Regions from separate parts of the Homo sapiens genome. Here all the other regions are linked to region 2. A link is a contact called in ENCODE Hi-C or POLR2A ChIA-PET data. All regions are on one chromosome and are shown on one strand. Each heading gives the region's core, a stretch centred on a gene start or an enhancer-like site at or near the end of the contact. The rest is flanking DNA. Distances are from core to core; before and after follow the strand shown. Region 1 overlaps SLC1A2 (solute carrier family 1 member 2). Region 2 overlaps EHF (ETS homologous factor). Region 3 has its middle 29 kb from the start of LMO2. Region 4 holds the start of LMO2 (LIM domain only 2). Region 5 overlaps SLC1A2 (solute carrier family 1 member 2). Region 6 holds the start of CAPRIN1 (cell cycle associated protein 1).

Evidence for each region. A loop is a pair of places that touch in the nucleus more often than their neighbours do. ChIA-PET counts read pairs that join two places held with the same protein, here RNA polymerase II (POLR2A). Pooled maps may share reads with other maps.
Region 1: a pooled map shows a loop between it and region 2 (6-fold over the local background). The contact joins two enhancer-like sites. A Hi-C loop is called at or near these places in 2 of 37 single-sample maps with no recorded cell type and 3 of 50 pooled maps.
Region 3: a loop to region 2 is called in a pooled map, with 4 times the contacts of the local background. The contact joins two enhancer-like sites. A Hi-C loop is called at or near these places in 1 of 50 pooled maps. POLR2A ChIA-PET finds 5 or more read pairs at or near these places in 2 of 52 experiments (MCF 10A and RWPE1).
Region 4: a map of naive thymus-derived CD4-positive, alpha-beta T cell shows a loop between it and region 2 (8-fold over the local background). The contact joins the promoter of LMO2 here to the enhancer-like site in region 2. A Hi-C loop is called at or near these places in 1 of 168 maps with a recorded cell type or tissue (naive thymus-derived CD4-positive, alpha-beta T cell), 2 of 37 single-sample maps with no recorded cell type and 11 of 50 pooled maps.
Region 5: a pooled map shows a loop between it and region 2 (12-fold over the local background). The contact joins two enhancer-like sites. A Hi-C loop is called at or near these places in 3 of 37 single-sample maps with no recorded cell type and 11 of 50 pooled maps.
Region 6: a loop to region 2 is called in a pooled map, with 8 times the contacts of the local background. The contact joins the promoter of CAPRIN1 here to the enhancer-like site in region 2. A Hi-C loop is called at or near these places in 1 of 37 single-sample maps with no recorded cell type and 5 of 50 pooled maps. POLR2A ChIA-PET finds 5 or more read pairs at or near these places in 2 of 52 experiments (PC-9 and activated naive CD4-positive, alpha-beta T cell).

What each region holds. Positions count from the first base shown.
Region 1 is chr11:35,311,330-35,315,435 of GRCh38, reverse strand. SLC1A2 (solute carrier family 1 member 2) reads left to right here. Exons shown (of 11, transcript NM_004171.4): 3 at 261-413; 4 at 2,988-3,238. Among named protein-coding and RNA genes, the nearest start is that of SLC1A2-AS1, 32 kb to the right of the region's middle. Within about 2 kb of position 1,960, at least 3 of the 41 ENCODE cell types and tissues checked have a DNase peak (open chromatin) inside an H3K27ac peak, as active enhancers do.
Region 2 is chr11:34,649,285-34,653,271 of GRCh38, reverse strand. It overlaps EHF (ETS homologous factor), which reads right to left. Exons shown (of 9, transcript NM_012153.6): 5 at 1,662-1,730; 6 at 1,467-1,535. Among named protein-coding and RNA genes, the nearest start is that of EHF, 30 kb to the right of the region's middle. RefSeq lists an enhancer at 2,379-2,628. Within about 2 kb of position 2,636, at least 10 of the 41 ENCODE cell types and tissues checked have a DNase peak (open chromatin) inside an H3K27ac peak, as active enhancers do; they include PC-9, where a contact is called at or near this core.
Region 3 is chr11:33,919,589-33,923,287 of GRCh38, reverse strand. No RefSeq gene overlaps it. Among named protein-coding and RNA genes, the nearest start is that of LMO2, 29 kb to the right of the region's middle. Within about 2 kb of position 1,832, at least 3 of the 41 ENCODE cell types and tissues checked have a DNase peak (open chromatin) inside an H3K27ac peak, as active enhancers do.
Region 4 is chr11:33,889,880-33,893,376 of GRCh38, reverse strand. It overlaps LMO2 (LIM domain only 2), which reads left to right and starts at 1,301. Exons shown (of 6, transcript NM_005574.4): 1 at 1,301-1,582. RefSeq lists an enhancer at 1,736-1,845.
Region 5 is chr11:35,336,299-35,339,822 of GRCh38, reverse strand. The region is part of intron 1 of SLC1A2 (solute carrier family 1 member 2); the gene reads left to right. Among named protein-coding and RNA genes, the nearest start is that of SLC1A2-AS1, 56 kb to the right of the region's middle. Within about 2 kb of position 2,087, at least 10 of the 41 ENCODE cell types and tissues checked have a DNase peak (open chromatin) inside an H3K27ac peak, as active enhancers do.
Region 6 is chr11:34,050,066-34,053,989 of GRCh38, reverse strand. CAPRIN1 (cell cycle associated protein 1) reads right to left here and starts at 2,259. Exons shown (of 19, transcript NM_005898.5): 1 at 2,119-2,259; 2 at 1,354-1,569. The coding sequence starts at 1,569. It overlaps LOC101929918 (a long non-coding RNA gene), which reads left to right and starts at 663. Exons shown (of 3, transcript XR_931177.3): 1 at 663-1,671; 2 at 2,957-3,319. RefSeq lists enhancers at 386-665, 696-765, 836-905, 976-1,045 and silencers at 1,656-1,955, 1,996-2,545, 2,405-2,604.

The DNA.
Region 1 (4,106 bases), core at 711-3,210, 660 kb before region 2:
CAGTGTGCACTTTCATAAAGCCTTGAGTTCTCCTTGACTCTTTGGGTGCTGACTTTTTAAGAATAGTTGGAGGTATAGAAAGTTCTCTTGCTAGTCATCAAAATCAGCTTCACTTATCTAATGTTGTTTTTGTTACACATTGTTCATCATTTAATACTGCAGAAGCATGAGAAAGGTCAATGTTGCTGAAATAAGTGTCTAGAGTAAGTCATTTGACGAAGGCAAAAAATAAATTCATATTGTTTTCCCCTTCCTTTTAGGTGTCATCCTGGGAGCAGTGTGTGGAGGGCTTCTTCGCTTGGCATCTCCCATCCACCCTGATGTGGTTATGTTAATAGCCTTCCCAGGGGATATACTCATGAGGATGCTAAAAATGCTCATTCTCCCTCTAATCATCTCCAGCTTAATCACAGGTAAGACTACCTCACTAGTGCCTGGCTAACATGGGTCATACTCCTGCCCTGGCTTTTAATTAACTGTAGAATCTCAATTTGGTTGAGTGAATGTGATCGTCTATGTCATTTCATTTCAGAGCTTTGGTTTTCCCGTCTCTGAAATGAGGATAATCAACCCTAAAGAAATAAAAGCTTGCCATCGATTAGTCAGTCTATTTGTCTTTCTCTCCAGCAAAAAAAAGAAAAAAAAAAAAAGAAAAGAAAAGGAAACACAGCCACATGTTACAAGTGATGATACCTCTAGTGGTTTTAAATTTTTTTTTTTTTTGAGATGGAGTCTCCCTCTGTTGCCCATGCTGGAGTGCGGTGGTGCAATCTCAGCTCACTGCAACCTGTGCCTCGTGGGTTCAAGCGATTCTCCTGCCTCAGCCTCCTGAGTAGCTGGGACTACAGGCATGTGCCATCATGCCTGGCTAATTTTTGTATTTTTAGTAGAGACAGGGTTTCACCATATTGGCCAAGCTGGTCTCGAACTCCTGACCTCATGATCCACCCGCCTCAGCCTCCCAAAGTGCTGGGTTTACAGGCATGAGCCACTGCACCTGGCCTTAATTTTTAATGTCTACTTTTCTCCCCTTTCTAAATTATATTTTGTTCAGATACTGATAAAGGTAATAGATGGAAAAGGAAATTATCTACTATTTTAATTGGGAATTGAGGGAGATTGGCATTAAAAATAAATGAAATGCTAGGTATGAAAGCCCTCTGAGTTTTTCAGAACAAAGTTACTCCTAATATGTGGCATCATGTTCACTTATTTTTCACTACCACCAAGTTGGCCAATGTATGATTTGTTAACAGGTGTATATCCTGAGTCCCAGCATCAATTATCTTTGACTAAAATAATTAATTACTTTATTTGAAAGAATTTGTTCTTCCTCTGTGGGCTTATACTGGTATTTTCCTCCTTACCAAATAATATTGCTCAAACAGGGTATAAATTGATGCCCTTTGGAGACTAAACTCTGAGTTAAGGGCAGGAAGCTGAGCTTTGGTCCATATTTGGGTACCAGCCAGCTAAGTGATCTGGAGAAGTTGTTCCCCTGGACTGGCCACCTCATGAAAGAAGTGAGTGAGGCTCTGGTAACTCCAGGAGATTCAGGGGCTGAGCTGGGTTGAGGCTTCAGCTGGTTGACCAGTGACCCCAGTACCTGAAATGCTGGAACTCAGGATCAGGCACTTAGGGGCTAAGTGGGACCTTATCATTCAGCGCTAGATTGAGTGAAAGGGTGCATTTACCATCAGTGCTCCTCTATAAACCAGAGAAAATGTTCTCTGCACCTGTTAACAGGTCATACGTTGGCCAACTTGGTGGGGAAACCTAGCTCCCGTCGGCTAGAATTAGACTAGGTTGTAAAGAGAAGTAGGTCACACGTAGGTCAGCTTAATTTAGAGCAGCTCACATCACTAACTTCTTCCCCCATAGCAAAAAGGACTAACACCCAAAAAGGGGTTCAATCTCTCTTTCTGGTAAAAGCAGGAACTGAAACCAGGAAGTGAACACATTCAAGAAACAACTGGAAAAAAACCCAGTGGGGCTGGAGTTTTTGTGAATTTGCTTGGAATTTCCTCTAACCTCCCTAGGTATAGATGAAGTGCCCACCATTGGCAGGGTGCTTCACGGGGTGTTCCCTAATCCCTGCATGAGGCTGGGAATGTGGATCTTCATGCTTCACCTCAGAGAAATGAGAGGACTGGGCAAAATCGTTATTCTCAGACTCTCCATGTCAGTTACCAGTAATATATTCAAAAGACATTTTGAGTGTGGCACAGAACTACTAGCTTTTTAGTCTTCCAAGTGAGGACATTAAAACATAAATAAATAAACAAGTTAAAAACTAGCATGTACCAGCAGCATCGCTTCATAAAACAAAGGAGATGTTAAGACCAAAAAAAATAAAAAGTGGAAAGGAATAATCTCAGAATTAAAAATGGGATGTCTTCAACTTTATTTTAACTCATTATTGCAGACTGACAAAAAATTTGTTACAGACCATTTGTAAACTCTAAACAGGAGGATCTCCAACTCTCCCAGTTCTGTAAAATCTTGAAAATCTCCCTGGATAATAGAATGATAAACTATGGGATTGATCAAATATTCAATACAGTCGGCCCTGCATATCTGTGAGTCCCACATGTGCAGATTGAAAATATTTGAGAAAAAAAACTAATAAAAAATACAAAATAATGCAAGTTAAAAATATAGTATAACAGTTATGTACATAGCATTTACATTGTATTAGGTATTGTAAATAATTTAGAGGTGGTTTAAAGTAGACAGGAGGATGTGCATAGGTTATATACAAATACTACACCATTTTACAGAAGAAACTTGGGCACTCTCAGATTTTGGTATCTGTTGGGAGTCCCAGAACCAACCCTCTCATGGATATTGAGGGAAGACTACAGTAGGAGATTTAATCAACCATTAACACATTTGAGTAATATGAAGCTAACGTCATAGAAATGTAGACACAGGTCATTAGCACAAACGTAATAGAATTAATCCTTCTGCATTTCTTTTCAATCCAGGGTTGTCAGGCCTGGATGCTAAGGCTAGTGGCCGCTTGGGCACGAGAGCCATGGTGTATTACATGTCCACGACCATCATTGCTGCAGTACTGGGGGTCATTCTGGTCTTGGCTATCCATCCAGGCAATCCCAAGCTCAAGAAGCAGCTGGGGCCTGGGAAGAAGAATGATGAAGTGTCCAGCCTGGATGCCTTCCTGGACCTTATTCGAAATCTCTTCCCTGAAAACCTTGTCCAAGCCTGCTTTCAACAGGTAACCCAGAGTTCAGATGTTCTCTCTTCTCCAGTCCTCTAAGTTATCAAGGCGATAACTTAAGAGTATTTTAACAGACCAACTCTGGGTAGAAATTTTCTAAATATATAATTATCTCTGTCTAGGCCCAGGGATTCTATGAGGTGGTTTAGGGCAGGATCTTGGGATTGGAGTCTCCTGGTTTTAATTTTTTTAAACATCCCTTTTTTTCCAGCTCACTTAATATATTTTTGCTGTGGGATTGTCCTCCTTTCTCCCCCACCCCCCCCCCCCGCCTCTCTCTCTCTCTCTCTCTCTCTCCCTCCCTCTCTCTCTCTCTCTCTCTCCTTATATCTATCTCTTCCTTTCCTTTTTGTGCATGAGGCTGGGAAATGTGTCTTTGAGTTGTCCATGGGCATATTTTTATTAGCCTTGCCCACAACCTTCTAGAATACACAGTGGTTCTCAAACGTGGCAGTAAAGCTAAACCACCAATGGCACTTTTAAAAAAATACAAATACCCTACACAATCAGAATCTCCAAGAGATGAATCTGGAGCTTGGGTAGTTTTTTAAATTGTGGAAGTAATACATGCAGATTATGAAAATTTTAGAAAGTATAGAAGTACACAAAGTAAAAGTTAGAAGCTTCTGCTTCCCCTTCTCTAGAGCTACTTATGTTGAGAATGCTGTTTCCTCCCCTGTATTTTTCTTTTGCCACTTATGCAAGTGTGCATAATCTTTAAAAGAATTCAACCCTGGCTGGGCGTGGTGGCTCATGCCTATAATCCCAGCACTTCGAGAGGCCGAGGCAGGGGGATCATTTGAGGTTAGGAATTCAAAACCAGCCTGGCCAACATGGTGAAACCCCATCTCTACTAAAAATGCAA
Region 2 (3,987 bases), core at 1,387-3,886:
CCTGAGGCTCAGGAAGTGGTTGGTTCAGCTTTATTCTTAGTTGGAATTTTTTGCCGTAAGTCAAAGACCCAAGTGGAAGGATGGAAGGATGGAAGGATGGAAGGATGGAAGGATGGAAGGATGGAAGGATGTGGGAGATGACACTGTAGGAAGTCGCAGAGGAACTCAGAGTGTGACTTGGGAGGTTTCCTCAGCCCTGAACCCCATGGTCTTGACTGAGTGGCAATGATTGCCACAGAAATTTTACCCCGGTTGGCTCAGTTCCCCCAGAATAGCAAATACACAGCCAAGCCTTGCCAGTGTTTGATCTATTCCCTAATTTTAACAAATACCTCAAGTGACACATAATGCTAAGGACCACTGGGGGAAGGAGAAGTCGAGAGCTATGCTGGCCTCAGCTCTTAATCTCAATTCCAGAAGCATTTACATTGGCTCCCAGCCCCATCTCATTTAAGGGGCTTGACCCAAACAAAACCTCAAACCAAAACCTTTCATTATTTCAGTTCTCAAAAGCAAAAACAAAAACAGAAAAAAAGAGGAAGGAAGGGTTGCAGACTAATTTCTTTCACAAAGACCCAATTAAATCCCATTTCTGAAGTTGCTCCAAATTTAATTCCAGGAGAGAGGCACTATCACTTGTGACTGATGTCTAAGTGCCATTTCATAGACCCAAAGAGATCCACAAGTTCATACTCAGATCACGGGAAACCATAAGATCCTCTTTCAACCATTTCCCACACTGTACACGCCAATGCACCTATTTGTAGGTGGGGGTGGTAATCTGAAATCCCCTCTCCCAGACTCCCAACATCCCAAACTTCTCACCCAGTGTAACCTTGGTTAAGGAGCATGGATAGCCCCAGTTGCATCCAAGCTTAACCAAATGCAGCTAAAGTGAACGTAACTCATAAAATGCAGGTGCTCTGACTGATTAGAGAGCACTGATGAGTCATCGGAATTAGACTTAAAAACTGACAAAATAGTGTAACTGTGGGGATTCTGGAAGTTTCCAATGGCTACCCCTTCACCCAGAAACTATCACTACAGGTTCACGGACCTTTGAATTTTACTATGAGGTATTCTTTCTCTAAAGCCAAATGTAGTTTGTTGAAAATTAAATATAGCCTTATTTCCCATAAGTATACCCAAATATGAATAATTTTAGCAGCTATATTGCAAGAGTAAGTTTTCATTGAAAATAAAGAAAAGCCTAAACAACTTTTATTGTCACAACAGAGTGACTAGTTTCGTAGGAGACCAACATTTTGCCTAGAGGATCCCTACGGGTCATCTTCGATGTACAAATATTGCCTCAAAAGCAAACCTCGTCTAATGGTAACCCCATCCCTTTCCTAGCCCTTTAATTAGAAAGACTCCAGAAAGGCAGAAATGTAGAGTGTTGGTAATTCCCACTGATTCTCCCTAAGCATTAGGCATACCCAGCCTCAGATGTGATGACAGCTTACCAACAGGAAGGTGACTGGTGGTTGTCATGGAGATCTGAGCCCGGCAGAAAGTTTTGCTGTCCAACAAATCTGTGGCCATGAAAAGATAAAGGACATTTAGAGCACCCCCTCCCCCCACCTCACAATAGAACACTGTGGCTCTTAGACAAACTGAATAAGAATGTAAAGGGCCTTAAGTGTCAGGGAGTTAGTTACCTACTGTGCTACCATAGTTGGTGTCATATAAATAGTTCTCGTCTTTCCAGGTGTTCATGATGGAAGGCTCTACAAAAAATAGAGAAGGAGAATAGTCAGCGATCTCTTTTCCCCAGGGAGAAGAGGCTGCGTTTTCTAATTCATTGTTCATCAACAAAGTATGGGGGGTGAGGAGTGGTCCTCAGAGACAAGGGATATGATTCTGCTTCAGCTGCGTTACTTTATAATAATGTTGTCTAATTTTCCTTTCAGCATCCTCGGGGAAATGGCCTCATCCATGTGTTCTGTACCTATTGCATTTTTAGGGAAGTGAGAGAAGTTGCAAGAATGGGAACCTGTCCTAGACCAAGTGGTTCCTGGGAATTTTCCTAACCTGGCTTGGCTTTGTTCTGCATTCTACTGCATAATCACCAGAATATTTTTACCCTAGAGTGTGGTGGGGGGGAAGGCCTTGTTAGGGATTAATTTATTTAAATGTATAATAAATAATTAATGAGGCCTTGGGGGGTTAATGATATTTCTTTCAGGAAGAGTCTTGTCAATCTTATCACAGTTTCTTCCTTGCTGAAATCCAGAGATTTGTCATCCAAGTTGGGTGACAGCCCCCTCCCTCTAGGATTTTTCCAATTAGCTTAAAGGATGACATAAAATTCTCAAAACAAAACCAAGGAGAAGGGGTGGACTGTGTTACTAAATCAAACAAACACCTTTTAAGAGTGAAGCCCCACTGCCCCATCGCAGAAAAGAAGTGCTCTTGTACTCTGTCTCTCTTTCTCTTTCTTCTGTGTGCTGCGGTAAACACCTCTCACTTTGACTGACTCTTCAGATTTCAGATTCAAAGGGAACTCCCCTCCACCTACCCCAAATGGAGCTCAACTCCTACGCAACCCCCAGATCTGGGCTGGTCTCCAACAGAAGCATTTTGTTTCTTGGCTAGCCAAAAGCTGTAAGATCTCTCACCTCGTCCTCACCAGAAACTTCCTGCTTTCTCCTCACCGCAGACCTAGGTTACCCTCAGCTCCCCTCCTTGCTGGGTTCTGAGTTTTAGGGCCGGGGTGTAAGCCACTGACTGAGTTTCATTTTGTTTTTATAGCACAAATGATACAAAACCTGACTTACTGGCTAAGTCCTCGTGTTTACGACATAGGGATTTAGCCGGTATTTTAGCTAATAGCTACATGTTTGGACACCCCAAGCCCAATCTCTTGGGGTTACACCCTCTCTCCTTGTTGGGTCACCTTGTACACCTGTTGTTGTCTCTGAAAACAAACTGAACCAAAGAGGTATGGGGGTGTTGGCCCCTCTATGAGCTTCTTCTCCCCTCCTCCTAGGGTGGACCTTCTTCTCCACCCTTCCACTCAGCTTTTCTGAACTGGCAACACAAGAATGTCTGGATGGTCAAGAAGGAATTATCAAGTTATTTGGGACCTCTCCAGTATTACCCTGGCTCCTTCGGTGGGGCTATCTGACAGGTCAAGCAGGGGAGGGGGTGCCATCCTCCTGACCAAGTCCTGCATCCATCTCTAGGGCAAGGCCAGGCCTGTAAAGCACAGAACATCCAGATGGCCCATCCCCTGGCCTCTGAAGAGAAAGGCAGGGCTAGCAAAGCCTAATTTGCATGCTTAGCAGCTATTGCTTTTTTCTTTAATAATGGTAGGCCAGCCCACTTATGAAAGGGTAAATAACTGCATGGGCCAATTTTGGCCCCAAGTGACTCACAAATCACCTGCAGGTCAAATTCTGTCCTTGGTGACTGGGACACATCCTCAGGGAGGTCTATGGAAAGCTTGGTTGGCCCACGTGGCTCCCAGGCTCCCAGGCATGAACATGGGGAGTGACTTAGGAGCAATAGTTGCTGCACAGTTTTATGATGGCTCATGGACTTTGGAGGACAGTCTCCAGGAGAGAGATTTAGGACAGGGGAAAGGAAACGAAAATGAATGTAGATGCTATGGGACTGTAGACTCTGCTCAGAGCCCAGCATTTTGTCCTTCATATAAAAACACACCTAAGGCAGGAGCTGGGTTGCAGGTACCTTTGTACATCTCTGCAGAAGCTCCCCAGGGCCCCTAAAAATTTGTTAACTACAATACCAAGTTAGTATATTCACCCTTTTTGTGAAACACACACCCATCAAGGGAGGAGGGAGAGAAGAGGAGACATTGCCCCTTCCTCTTCTCTTTCCAAACTTGGCCACTCCCCTGACACTTTTTAAGGTGGGGAGGCCCACCATATATTCTGCTTTTCCTTGGCTGCTGGCCTGAGGTCTGGATGATGCCACAACCAGGAGTAGGAGGCAGAGAAGTGTGGCTCCCCATAAGTCTAT
Region 3 (3,699 bases), core at 583-3,082, 730 kb after region 2:
CCTCTGCCCTGGAGGAGCAATGATTCAGTAAGCAATGCTGTCCAACAGAAATATAATGTGAGTTACACATGCAATATAAAAACTTCTAGTAGCCAAGTAAAAAAGTAAAAAGAAACAGGCAGGATTAGTTTTAACCATATATTTATTTGACTCGATACATCTAAAATATTATTTCAGTACACAATCAATATAAAATGGTAAATGAGCTATTTTGCATTCTTTTTTTCATATTCGGTCTCCAAAGTCTGATGTGTATTTTACACTATAGCATATCTCAATTCAGACTAGCCACATCTTAAGTGCTTCATGGCTACATGTGGCTAGTGACCACCGTATTAGACAGCACAGGTCTAGAGTTCTCAACCGGTCCTTCCCTATCCCTTGGATCCCTGGATGGTGTCTTGTTTTAACCTTTGTTGGCAACAAAGAGCCCAACCCTTTGGATTTGACTAGAAATAGCTCACAACTTAATCCTCCAGCGATATAATTGTCTTCGTTACTCCCAGTGATGGAGTCTGGTGAATTTCCAGGGCCTTCCATTATGGCACCATCAGTACCCACCCCTGTTTATGCCACATTTACACCTTGTCTGTTCATTCCTCTAGCTCTTGCTAACCATTAATCTGCTTTCTGTCTCTGTGGATTTGCCTGTTCTAGATATTTCATATAAATGGAATCATGCGGTATGTGACATTTTGTCTCTGGCTTGTGAGACTTAGCATAATGTTTTCAAGGTTCATCCATGCCGTGGCACCTATCAGTACTTTATTCCTTTTTATTGAGGAATAATATTTCATTTTACGGACATACCACATTTTGTTTATTCATCTGTGGATGGACATTCAGATTGTTTCTACCTTTGGGCTATTGTGAATAGTGATGCTATGAACACTGGTGTACAAGTTTTGTTTGAATACCTGTTTTAACTTCTTTGGGGCATATACCTGCTAGTAGACTGAGTGGGTCATATGTTAATTCTATGTTTAACTGTTTGAGGACTGGCCAGGCCAATCTGTTTTCCTGAGTGACTGAACCATTTTACATTTCCACCAGCAATGCATGGGGGGTTCAACCAATTTCATCACATCTTTGCTAACTCTTTGGTTTCTATTTCTTGTTTTGTTTTTTTAAGTGTTAATTATAGCTACCCTAGTGAGTATGAATTGGTATCTTATTGTGTGTTTTTTTAATGCTTTTTTAAGTTTTTTATTTTATTTTATTTTATACTTTAAGTTCTGGGATACATTGCAGAACGTGCAGGTTTGTTACATAGGTATACACGTGCCATGGTGGTTTGCTGCACCCATCAACCCATCATCTACATTAGGTATTTCTCCTAATGCTCTCCCTTCCCTTGCCCCCCACGCCCCGCCAGGCCCCCGTGTGTGATGTTCCCCTCCCTGTGTCCATGTGTTCTCATTGTTCAACACCCACTTATGAGTGAGAGAACATATTGTGCTTTTTTTAATTGGTAAACTTAATTTTTTTAGAGCAGTTTTAGTTTTACATAAAAATTGTGTGGAAAGTACAGAGAGTTCCCAAATACCCCGTCCCCACACATGCACAACCTCTCCACTGTTGACATATGCACCAAAAGTGGTACATTTGTTGCACTTGATGAACCTACATTGACACAGCATAATCAACCAAAGCCTATAGTTTACATTCAGGTTCAGTCTTGGTGTGGGATATTCTGTGAGTTTTGACAAATATACAATAACTTGTATCCATCATTGTAGTATCATACAGAATAGTTTCACTGCCTTAAAAATCGTCTGTGCTCTGCATCATTGTGGTTTTGATTTGCATTTCCCTAATGACTAATGGCCTTCAGCATATGTCTAGCGGTTTTTAAATAGTGCCTTGAGAAGCCCCCTGAGGGGCCACTGTGGAAAGGAAGAGACAGCTGAGCGGCAGCAATGGTGTTCAAGACTCCCACCCACTCCCCTACCACAGTCACGCCACTTGCATCCATTTGACATGTTTGACTTCTCATGAAATATTCCATTTGAGCAAACGGTTCTGAGGCTTTCATAAGTTTGGCAGTCACTTCCTTGGGCTTGTGTTTTCCACATCTTCACTTGGCTAGTGAGATTGGAAACTTCCAGCACCAAGAGTGGAACCCTATTTTTCTGACTTCTGGTTCCATTCTCTTCCAACTATACCACCCTGTCAGTAAAAACAACAACAATAATGACAATTACCATGTATTAAATGCTTATCTTATGGCAGGCACTGTGGTAAGCACTGTCATGTAACCCTCTCATAACATTGTGAGGGCCATGCATTTTGAGACACAAATCACATTTAGAAATCTTCACCATAGGCTGAGCACGGTAGCTCACGCCTGTCATCCCAGCACTTTGGGAGGCCGAGGCAGGCAGATTGCTTGAGCTCAGGAGTTCAAGACCACCCTGGGCAACATGGTGAAACCCCATCTCTACAAGAAATACAAAAATTAGCTGGGAATATTGGTATGTGCCTATAGTCCCAGCTACTCTGGAGGCTGAGGTGGGAGGATCACTTAAGCTTGGAAGGTTGAGGCTGCAGTGAGCCAAGATCACACCACTGCACTCCAGCCTGGGTGATAGAGTGAGACCCTGTTTCAAAAAGAAAAATCTTCACCATCACCTGCAAGACCCCTCTCCAACCTCATGCTGCTCCTCTTCCACTCAATGACTCTACCCCAGCTCCACGACATTCCTGCTGTCCCTTGTGAAGACCCGCGTGTTCCCAATCTCGAGACCTTCTCATCACTCGGCTCTCCTGTCCTCCTTCACGATAAACCTTTATTTTGTATAGTTTTCATGGATCTTTCAATAACAGGTTACTGAGTTTTCTCAAAAGCACCTGTAGTAGGAATTTGTACCTTCTTTTGAAATTAAGAATGCCGAGTCTTGGCTAAGTAAAATCAATTGCTCAAGGTCACACATTCCCACATTTATGTGCTCATTCATTTTTTTAAAAAAATGTTTTTAAACCTATATTTTGTGCCAGGAACTTAGATAGGTGTTATGTGGGATAAGAAGATAAAATATTAAACAAACAAACAAACAAAAATACCCTGTCCTCAAGGAACTTACAGATCAATAAGACGGGTGAGATAGGAACATAAATATCTATAATACAAGGTAATAATTTGAAGTGCTACATACAATAATCATGCACATGTGCAAAGATTCCATTAGAAGTAGATTCAGTTGCATACCAAGGAAAATTCCGGTAACAGAGGCTTAAGTAAGAGAGACATCTATTGATCTATTGCTTTGTCACATAAAGGAGGTCCAGGGGTAAACATCCTGACTCTGGGGACATCAGAGATCCAAGCTCTTTCTTTCCTTTGCTCAATCACCTTGAGCAGAAGAAAGTGGAATGTGCAGAATGGAAGTGTGGTTTCCATTTGAATGGTTCAAGATGGCACTGGACCCCTAGCCACTCTGCGTGCATTCCCAGCAGTAGAAAGAGGAAGGGGAGGGCAAAAACAGAGCACTTCCTGGCTGAGTCAGTTATCTCTGAACAGCCTTTCTTGAGGTCCCACTTACATTTCTACTTAGTTTTCACTGGCTGATGTATTCACCTGGCCTCAGTACATTGCAAAAGAAGCTGGGAAATGAAATTTTTTTAGCTTATCTTTTGTCACACCAAGTAAAATTGGGGTCTCATTCCAAAGAATAAGAGGAGAATGGATATTTGAAGACA
Region 4 (3,497 bases), core at 52-2,551, 760 kb after region 2:
CTTGCAAAGTGAGAAGGCAGAACTAGATTCAGATTCACCTAGATTTCAACTCTTGTGCTCAGGCCACCACCACCACCATGGAAACAATTTTGCTTGACTCTCCCGGCGCAGCCGCGGCAGGCGTGTGTGTTGTCAGACACTGCAGGAAGAGTGATGGCCTGGGTGTTGACAGGCTCCTAATTGGAAGGTAGGAGGTGCCACCAGAGATCAGCTATAAAAGATATCTTTGGACTGGGGTGGGCTGCTAATGCTTGGAAGAGACTTGTGGGTGAGGCCCGGTGAGCTGTCACCTCGGAATTGGGCCTTGCCCAGCAGACAGACATGCATGCGGGGGAGGTAGCTGACAGACAGGGGCGCATGGGGAAGCAGCCATTCCAGAGAACTGCAACAGCAGATTGCAAACCAGGACTTCAGGACTCAGAGGGGGACAAGGAAAGGAGAGCCTATAGTGGCCCCAAAGCCCAGGGTCAGAGGCAGGGCCAGGAGAGCAGCTGACAAGAGCTTTATGGTAAGGACAAAAGAGAAGACAGCCGGAGTCTCCTTTTATTCAGCTCATAAAGACCCAACTTCTGTGCACTTATAACTGTTCAGACCCTGAGGGGTTCAAAAAAAGAACCGTGTTAGGAGAATTCAATATTTAATTAAGAGATGATCAGATCCGTGCACCGAAATTATTGCTGGGTAAGACAATACTGTGTGTGTTACATAGCATTGGAACTTAGGAAAGCTCTTTCCTTGTGTTGTTTAATTTAATCCACTCAACAACCCTGCAAAGTGGGTACCATTGTCCCTGTTTTTTATGAATGAGGGGGTGAGGTGCTGAGAAGCTGTGTACGTTATTTGAGTTTGTCTGGCTAGTCAGTGGCTGAGCCAAGTTCCAATCCAGGTCATGTGAGCCTCTGAACTTTCTGATAAAACCTGCAGACCCCCTTAACTGGGATAATATAGTCATGCATTAAGCAAGAAGGAGAAGTAAATACAGGCTGATGGTGTAGGGGAGAAATTCAAAGGGAGAAGGCCTAGGAGGGAGAGGGAGCTATGTGTGAACAGAACCAAAGATGGCCTCTGGGAATTGGAAGGTCTCTTGGAATTCGTCCAAACTGAGGATCACAAGTCTCCACATTCTGAGTAGGAGGATGAGGGTCTGAGTTAGGATTTGGGTCCTGCAGGGCTTGCTAAGGAATCCCCTGATGGCCTAGGATTCCACGCAGAGCACATCTGGTGTGAGAGAGCTCGCTGCAAGGGTGAAGGCTCCGCCCTATCAGATAGACAACCAGGCCACCAAGAGGCCCAGCCCTCCAAACCCTGGATTTGCAACATCCTCAAAGAACAGCAACGGGCCTTGAGCAGAATTGAGAAGGAAATACCCCCACCTGCCCTCAGCCGTTAAGTGGGCTTTGCTATTCACAAGGGCCTCTGGGTGTCCTGGCAGAGAGGGGAGATGGCACAGGCACCAGGTGCTAGGGTGCCAGGGCCTCCCGAGAAGGAACAGGTGCAAAGCAGGCAATTAGCCCAGAAGGTATCCGTGGGGCAGGCAGCCTAGATCTGATGGGGGAAGCCACCAGGATTACATCATCTGCTGGTGAGTAGGCTTCATTAATTCTCTGATGAATGGACGATTGCAAGGGAACTTTTTTCATCTTCAAGGAGCCAGAAGAAGTGGTGATTAAATTGGTCTTTTAAAATAAAAAGACTCCAAAGGGGTACAAGTCTTCAAGCTTCCCCTGTGGTGTTCCGGGCACTCTGGCTTCTCTTTCGGAGGGAGGAAGAGCATCTATTCATAGGCTGTGACTTGGAGAGGCCCCACGGTGAGTCAGGCGCTTGCTGTGTGAGCCGCTGGTTGCTAATGTCTTCGGGAACTGCTAATTTACCCATCTAATTTGTTCCTGTACACTGGCCACAAAGGGAGACCACTCAATTATTCTGATCCAAAAGAGAGGCTTGTGTTTACCATGATCTCCCCAGCAACTGTGTGAGTGTGTGTGCATGTGTGTGTGTGTGTGTGTGTGTGTGTGTGTGTGTGTGTGTGTTTGCCTAACAACCTTAGGCAATGACGAAGAGGTGGGGCTGCTGCCCTTGTTAGCATTTTCAAACACATTCCAGTTCTGAGTTGAGGGCAAAGATTGTAATGGGGTGCTTCAGAGAAGCCTTGGCTCCCAAGGAGGTTATAACTTCAAAGGGTGTTTTTGAAAAACCAAGGCGGATGAGGAAAGTGGCTACAAGTTCCTTCCATCACAGAGGATCAATGAAGGGGAACAAAGATTTGGGAGCATCTACTTTGTGCCAGGTACTGTGCTTGGGTTTTACACGTCTTCTCTTGTTGACTTTGCATAACTCCCCTTTGAAGCAGATATTACTCCAGGTTCTTGCCGTAATGTTTCAGCTTAAAGAAAACCAACCCATACTTCTTTAGGTTGCCCTGAAAAGGTGAATCTTCTGTGAAGCCTTTTCTGTCTTTATCTGTTAAAATTAATTAAGCTCTTGTTTGTGCTCCCAGAAAATCACTTTAGACCTTAGAAAGATGGCAGCCTCAGTTTTCTCATTTGTAATATAGGGGTACCCATAGGGTCATTGTGAGAAATAATAGAAATAAATCATGGAAGTGCTTGGATAGTAGCTGGTACTTAGCCCTCATCAGTCATCATTGTCATTGTTGTTAAGAGTAATAATAATAATAATATCACTTATTATAATTACTCACCTCTAGGTTTTTAAAAAACTTACAGGCCGGGCACATTGGCTAACGCCTGTAATCTTAGCACTTTGGGAGGCCAAGGCAGGCAGATCGCCTGAGGTCAGCAGTTCAAGACCAGCTTGGGCAACATGGTGAAACCCTGTCTCTACTAAAAATATGAAAATTAGCCACGCGTGGTGGCTCATCCCTGTAATCCCAGCTACTCGGGAGGCTGAGAGAGGAGAATTGCTTGAACCCGGGAGGCGGAGGTTGCAGTGAGCCAAGATGGCACTATTGCACTCCAGCCTGGGTGACGAGAAACTCCATCTCATAAAAACAAAAACAAAAACAAAAAAACTTACATAAATTTATGGGGAACAAGTACAATTTTGTGACAAGCGTAAATTGCATAGTCTTGAAGTCAGGGCTTCTAAGGTATCTATCACCAGATTGATATCTATTGGTATCTATCACCAGATTGATATCTATTGATATCTATCACCAGATTGATATCACCACATTGTACCTATTAATTAATTTCTCATCATCCTCCCCCCACCCTTCTGAGTCTCCAGTGTATATTATTCCATACCCTAATGCCATGTGTTCACATTATTTAGCTCCCACTTATGAGTGAACAGTGTGATATTTGTCTTTCAGTGTCTGACTTTTTTAACTTAAGATAACAGCTTCCAGTTCTACCCATGTGGCTGCGAGAGACATGATTTCATTCTTTTTTATGGCTGAATAATATTCCATTGCATATATATACACCACAGTTTTAAATCCAATCATCCATTGATGGACACTTAGGTTGATTCCA
Region 5 (3,524 bases), core at 838-3,337, 690 kb before region 2:
CTCCCTAGAAGCTGCTACTCTCAGCAATATTCTGTGATCTTTCCAGAAATATTACTTGTAATCTCTATATATACAATTATACATGTATATATTTGTGCTTATCAATCTTCTGTGTGTCCAATATCCATCCCTCCATCCATCCATCTGCCCATCCAACTTATGCTCAACTCTCATGGTTGAAAATCATTAAAAAATGCTTGAATCCATTCTCTCATTTGATGTGGTGTGTTGAGACCAGTGGACCCCTGACAGAGGGTCCTGTGAGTCACCAGGATCCCTATCTGAAACCCAGTCCTCATGATAAGGTCCTCCAGCTGGTAAAGGTGTAACATTGAGCCACACACTAACCAAACATCTCCCTGAGAGATTCTGTTTCCATACCCTGCACTGCATGTTTCCTTCTGGAGTCTGTCCCCTTCAAAGCAGAGTATAAGAAGATGCCCTGTGGAACGGATAGTTCCAGTTAGGTTTGATTTTATGAAATCTCTTCTTCAGCAAAATCTGTCCTGACTGACTCCTTGACACAGAAGGGCCCTGACCCACAATCTTGTTCACCGCATTGAGATTCCCTGATTCCATGTTTCTTGCTGAATGACTAAATATCCCAACAGAGGGAGGTCAAGTTTCTCCCCAGCAAAAATTTTTCCCAGTTAAATGGCAAGAATGAAGAGCTGACAAATGGCTATGACATCACTCTTTGTCATAACTTGCCCCAAATTACTGCATGAGAAGCCAGTACTCTACTGGGTCTTGCCATGGGACAGTCATAAGTAGAAAACAAGATGATCCCCCAAAGAATTGCCCTTTAGAGAGCAATTCAAAGACAGGAAAATCACCCGTTGGTTGTGTCCCTGCTTCTAGCCAGATCTTCTAGAGAGCTCTAGATGCTGACCCCTTCATCTTGAAAAGCTCAGTGGAGACCTGGGTCCTAGCCTCTGCCACTTACTGGTTATGTGATCTTGATCAGGTGTATCTTAGTGGGTAAAGTAATTGTGTCTATTTCAAAGGACTGTTTTGTTTTAGTTGCAAGTGAGGGAAGCCTACCTTAGTCTGACTTAAGTGAACTAGAGAATATATCAGCTTGTTAACCAAAGAGTCTAGAGATAACTTTAGGTGTATCTGGATCTAGGAGCTAAAATCTTATTATTAGGACTGATTCTCTTTCCATATCTCCTTGTCCTCAAACAAAGGCAGGTCATTCCCTTATAAGCTCCCGGCAGCTCTGGACACATCCTAGCAGCTAAGAAACCTCAGCAAAGAAGAGCTCCTCCTTCCCACTTTTTCTAGCCAAAGTCTTAGGACTATATCTCACTGGACCAACTTGGTCCACATGATCACCCACAAATCTATGTGGTTATGAGGATAGAGTATCCTGATTCACCAGTCCTGAGATGGGCATGGGTCAGTTCCATCCAAACCATAGGGACGGGAGTTAGAAGGGGAATTGCCCTGAGAAGTCGAGAGGATAGAACCAAAAGAGTAGCAAGCAGACACTAGGGAGGCAAAAAACAACAGATTTGTTATGTAGGGTCTAAAAGAAGGGGGTCAACAAGTGTTTTCTGTAAAGGGTCAGATAAATATTTTAGGGTTTCTGTTGCAATTACTCAACTCTGCTCTTGGAGTGCAAAAGTAACCGTAGACAATAGGTAAACAATAGGCTTCGCTGTGTTCTAATAAAACCTTGTTTATAAAAATGGGCTGTTGACTGGATTTGGCCCATGGCTGTAGTTTGCCAACTCCTGATCTATGCAGATACTACAATCTTCTTGTCCCACATATTCTAGAGACCTGAACAAATAAGATCTGGCACATGCAAAGCACTTAAGAAATGCTAGTTATTATTATATTGTTATTATTTATGCTATACTAAGGATAATAACAATGATAATGTTGATGGTAATTATAATACTAATTAGATAATGAGATATGATGAATTATGAGTCATAAGTCAGCAGTGTATTCCAGGACTGTTTCTAAACTGTTGGTGGAGCTTCCCCTCCACATACTCATAGAGCTGGAAGGCAGGGGAGAGGCATCCAACTCAAACATCTCATTTTATAGATGAGTCTTAGGCTCAGATAAGAGGCAGCACATGCACAAGTTCACACAGCAAGCTGGGGCAGTTTTGGAGTTTGCAGCTGTTTCTTCTGCAACCTTAAAGGACTCTACCCTATAGGTAGAGTCTGTTTACACCTACTGGTACACCCATGGTACACCTGTTATACCATGGTACATCTAGTACATTTGAACATGCAGGTGTAGTTAGATAGATATTCCTTGAGTTTTGGATCCATACTGAGTAGTGTGGTGATACTGTTGGTAATATTCCTGAACTGGTGGAAAGACCTGATTTGTGACTAGCATGTGTTATATGACTCATGAGAACTCCCTGCTGCTGAGATGACTCAGATGTCTGTTTTACACAAAGATTACCAAACACCTCTCGCCACGTTTGAAAACAATGAATAGTTACTCACTGCCTTTCTGACTACCCTCTTTGTCACTATTTCTATTCGCTTAGCATGCTGGCAGCCATTTAAACAGCTAGTCTTCTGTTTGGCTGGATGTTGGTAGGAGGAGTCTTCTTTAATCCCCCATCAACATGGATACAGAGAGGCCTGTGGGCACTTTTCTCTGTACTCAGTGTAGACCCATTCATAAAATTCTTCATGATTCTGGCAAAACCCTCCCTGGATTTTGGTTAACCAGCAGCTCTGCAGTAGTTTAGGAGGTGGATATTTTACAACCACAACTCTTTAGCTCTTTTTTTCCCCAAATTTATTTCCAACTTTCATCACTCAGGGTCATTTACATAAATCAATGCAAATAAATATTTTTCTTGAGTTAAAAAATGTTGTGGAATCTGCTGGTCCCAAGTACTACAGAGACCTCAGTACACTGAATGGAAAATTTGGGATTTGGTTTACTGTTCTAGGCCAAGGGTCAGAAAACATTTTTCTGTAAAGGGCTAAAGAGTAAATATTTTAGGCTTCATGGGCCATATGGAAAGCCATGAGTTGCTGACCCCGGCTGTGAGTGCTTGTAATTTATAAATATAAAATTGGAGGATGGAGTATTTGAATTGGCTGCCTAGTTACTTGAGCATAGTCCTACAAACTAAAGTCTTGGATTTGGGCCAATGTAGGTTTAGCTATGTGATTCTGATGCTTACTAGGTCATTTTAGGCACATTGGTGGCCTTAGTTCCTTGTCTATAAAATGAGGATAATAATAGCACTCTATCTGTTTGTTCCTTCCTCCTACTTGCTTATAGAATTGTTGTTGTGAGGATCAAACAAAGGAAACCACTTATCTCAGAGCTAGTATGTTCCATAAATGTTGAGAGTATAATCAATACTGTTATTAATATCAAAGCCCATTGGGTGAAAGCAAGTATTCAAGAGCAAACAATTAATGAGCTGATTGGGTCACCTTCAAAGGGTTCTAGATAGAGATCATCAAGAAACCTTTTTTCCTTCTCTTTTTAATTTTAATTTTAATTTTAGTTGTGGGGTACATGTGCAG
Region 6 (3,924 bases), core at 1,010-3,509, 600 kb after region 2:
CACTGCAAAATGATTTCCTGGAAATTCAAGATGTTATAAATATGTTTTCCTAGAGGCAGACAAGTAGAAGTTATCAAGGCTTCATTTTACTTTATAAGGTAAAATTCAAGTTAACATGATAGTCACAGACGTAATTACCTCGTTTTTACAAACGACTAATTTGTTTCTCCCCTTCCACCTCTGATCTTACTCATTTTAATTATTCACTCTGCCCAGACCTTTTCTCTACATACATACACACGCCCCTCTAAACAAGAGTTTACACTGTCCTGCGATGAAAGCATAAAACAAAAGGCTGACTTGCAGATGAAGATATACCTCAGTAGTTTGATCTACAAGGACTAAATATTGAATCCAAAAAATCGTGGGTGTGGCTCGATTTTTTTTTTTTTTAGAGGGGGGCCTAAGGAGGCCAGTCGGGGCGGCTGCCTGGTCTCTGCCCTCCCCCTCTGCTTTCGCTTTGTGCTCACAATGCAGCTCCAGTAAAGCGCTTCCCTCTCCCCGCAGCCGCCGCCATGTTAGACGCTCTCTCCATGTGCCCCGAGTCCCAGCCATCCTCTCCAGTCTCCCCAGGACCCAGCCCCCAACGAATCTAAATCGTGGCAGTCCCCCGCCCCTTCACAGTCCCCTAGGAACAAAAAGTCGCTGCAGAAAATCATCTCGCGATTGAGCTGAGCCTGAGGCTCGGGGGGACACCTAAACAATTGAAACAAAGAGGGAAACGCAGGGGAGCCCATCGCATGGGCGCGGGGGTAGCAAATCGAAGACCCATTCAAAATGGGCCTGCCGGAAAGGCAGTTCTACCTTAAGATTCTAAACACACTTCTCTCCTACGGAAGAAGAGGGGACGCTCGACAGGTCTCGAGTGCATGGTAACCGAGCGGACAGACCCCAAGGCTGCAGGACGCAGGCCGCCCCAACTCCACGAGGCGGTCGGTTGAACCCGGAGCCCCCCGCGCAGGGACCTCTTCATTTTGGGCCCTCGTCAGAGAAATCGGGCCTCAGAGACGGAAAGAAGGGCACCATACAGTGAAGTCCTGACGACAGGCCCCCACCCTCACATGTCCCACTCCTAAAGGCCAAAAAGCCGGACCCACAGCGGAAGAGTAATAAAGAGGCCTGGGGTACAGTGCCGCGTCCGAGTCAGGTGACAAGTGCCTCTTCCAAGAGCCCGTTTTCTGGGCACGAAGCTCCCGCTGAACGTGGAGACGGGGCGTGTGGGCCAGGGGGTGGGAGGAGGGGACCTAGTAACGCTCCCGAGACGAAAAGAAGCGAAGGCTCCAGCGACCAGGGTCGGAGGGGCCGCAGAGCCCGGCCGCAGCCACCCCTCCCTTCCCCGCCAACTCCTGGCACCTTTTTCTTCTCCAGGTTCCGAAGTTTCTTGTCGATCACCCCGAGAATCTGCTTCATGGCCTCGGTCTGGACAGCGCCGGTGCCGGTTGCGGGGTGCTGAGAAGCCGGCGCGGCGGCCCCGGCTCCCGCGGCCGCCTCACTCCCGGAGGAACCCGACGGCGGTGGCGGTCCGGACGACTTGCTGCCGCTCCCGCTGTGGCTGGTGGCCGAGGGCATCTTCAGACCGCAAGGAGAGAGAAGAAAAAGCGGGAGGAAGGACAAGAGCGGCCAGTCAGGAGACGGACGGGGCGAGACGCGGGACAAAACGCGCAGCGAGCGGTAGCCTACGCGAGCGGGTGGGGGAGGGGGCGCGGCGCGCCTCGAGGGCAGGAAGAGTGCGCGGGCGCGCGCGCGACCCGCCAGCGGGGCGCCCGGCTGGGCCTCGCACCGCCCCCCGACCCGCCCCTCCCCCGCGGAGCCGCCGGCTCGGCCTACCAGCCCGGGGGCTCCGAGGCTCGCGCCGGAGGCGGGGCATCGCCGCGCCGGCCGCCAACGGCCACTGCAACGGTCCCTACCGGGGAGGGCCGGCTTTTGCCGGCTTCCGGAGAAGGGAGGAAAGAGAGAGGTCGGGGCTTGGGGGCAGAGAAGGGCATGGGAAATGACCGGGGTGGGGTGGGGGGACTTGGGGGCAAGCCCCTCGGAAGCTCCAGCGGGTCCGGAGATAAAGGACACCCGGGCGCAGCGGCCCTCTTCCCCTGCAGCGGCTCGGTCCCGGGTGGCGCTCACCGTGCGCGCGCGGAGGCCGCTGGAAATCACGAGTGGGCAGCTGAGGGGGCAAGGGTGGTGGTCCCTTCCGGGCAGTGTCGCGCGCTCCGTGGGCGCAGGCCGCTTCGCCCTGTCCCGCTGCACCGAGAGCCGCTCCTAGTGAGGCGAGAGCCGGGAGCGGGAGGGACTTAGCCAGCCAGCAGCCCTCTGGGTCGCGAGGGGCGGGAGAAGCGGAGAGCGGGGGCCTTCGCGGCCGCTCGGGCTGCCCGGCGCGAACGCCTGCCCGGAAGAGGCCGCCCGCTAGCTTCTCCGCCGTCCCCCGGCCCCGGCGCTGTGGGGCGCCTCCTGGACGCAGGTGGGGATGGCCCCGGCAAGGCCGAAGGAAAGGCCCCTTGAGTTTTGAGAGCAATCGACGCTAGGGTCCTTCAGGCGAAATCGTTTGACGCCCAAACGGGGACAATAGGTGTCAAGCAGCTGGCTCTGGAGCTGGCAACTGCCCCTTGAAGAGCCCTTATTTGGGGTGGGGGTGGGGGTTGGGGGGCAAAGGTTTCTGCAAGTAAGGGGTGCGTGGGGTGGGTGGTGCGATCCCAGCTTCTAGAATTCCTTCTGTATGCAGAGCGAGCAAACTCCATACCCCAAAACGTCTTTTGAAAAAAAGACAACTCGCCGCTTCCCCACCAAACAATCACCCAGTAACCTAGGAGTTCTCTGTAGAACGTGTCGGACACGGTCATGGTTGGTGGCTTTTTAAATCCTAAAGCTCTGGCCTCACAAAGAGTCTTCAGCTACCCTATGATGTTATACATCCAGTAGGCCTGAGTATTACGAATTATTAGACTTTTGTTTCCTTTTTTTTTAGGTTTACCTAACACTGTAAAGAGAACGTTCAATGAAATACAAAGAAAAAGATGATTTTTTTGCTCCAAGAGAATTATTCCAGCCTTGGGGTGGAGTGGGTGTGGACAGTGAGCAGAAAAACAAGAAACCAAGTTCTGGGAGGAAATAAAATGAATATAATCAGTGGAAAATTCAGCAACGCAATATTGTGTGACAACAGTAAATGACCAATTTATAATTTAAATTCTATGAAAAAGAGATTTAGAAGAGAGTTCTACCAAACCCACTGTTCCCTAGGGAATAAAATGAGTAACGCTGACTGGCAACAGTGCATCCTGAGGGAGCCTGGAGAAACAACAGCAGCCTCCGACCTCAAGATATCCTGGTTAGCTGCAAAGTCTGTTATATATTCATTCAAATATTTATTAAGCACCTTACTGTGTGCTGGGAACTCTTAAGTGCTAGGGATTATGAACAAAACATATTTACATGGAGCTTACAATCTAAGTAAGGGGAAGACAAGTAAATACATGTCAGATAGTGAAATGGTAGAGAAAAGAAAAAACGGTGGTCAGGGAAAGCCTTACTGACATTTGAGCTAGTACTGAAGGAAGTGAGGAAGAAGGCTAAGCAGCTACCTTGGAGGAGGAATTTTCCAGGTAGAGGAAACACCAAGTACTAAGATCTGAGACGGAGTGTGCTTTTTGGGTTCAAGGAACAGCACGGAAACCATAGTGGCAAGAGCAGAGAGTAGGAGATGAGGTCAAACATATTAAAGGGGGCTGGTCTTGTAGGGCCTGAAAGACCACGGTAAGGACTTTGGCTTTTGCTGCATTAGATGGGGAGTCATAGTTTCAAAATTTAGTCACCTAAACCATCCTTAGCACTACGCTGAGCAATTATGCCAGGCCTAGAGGCTAGAAACGGAGATGATAATCCTTTAGCTCCTTGCAACTCAAAGTTTATTCAGCCCAACCTCTCTCACTACCA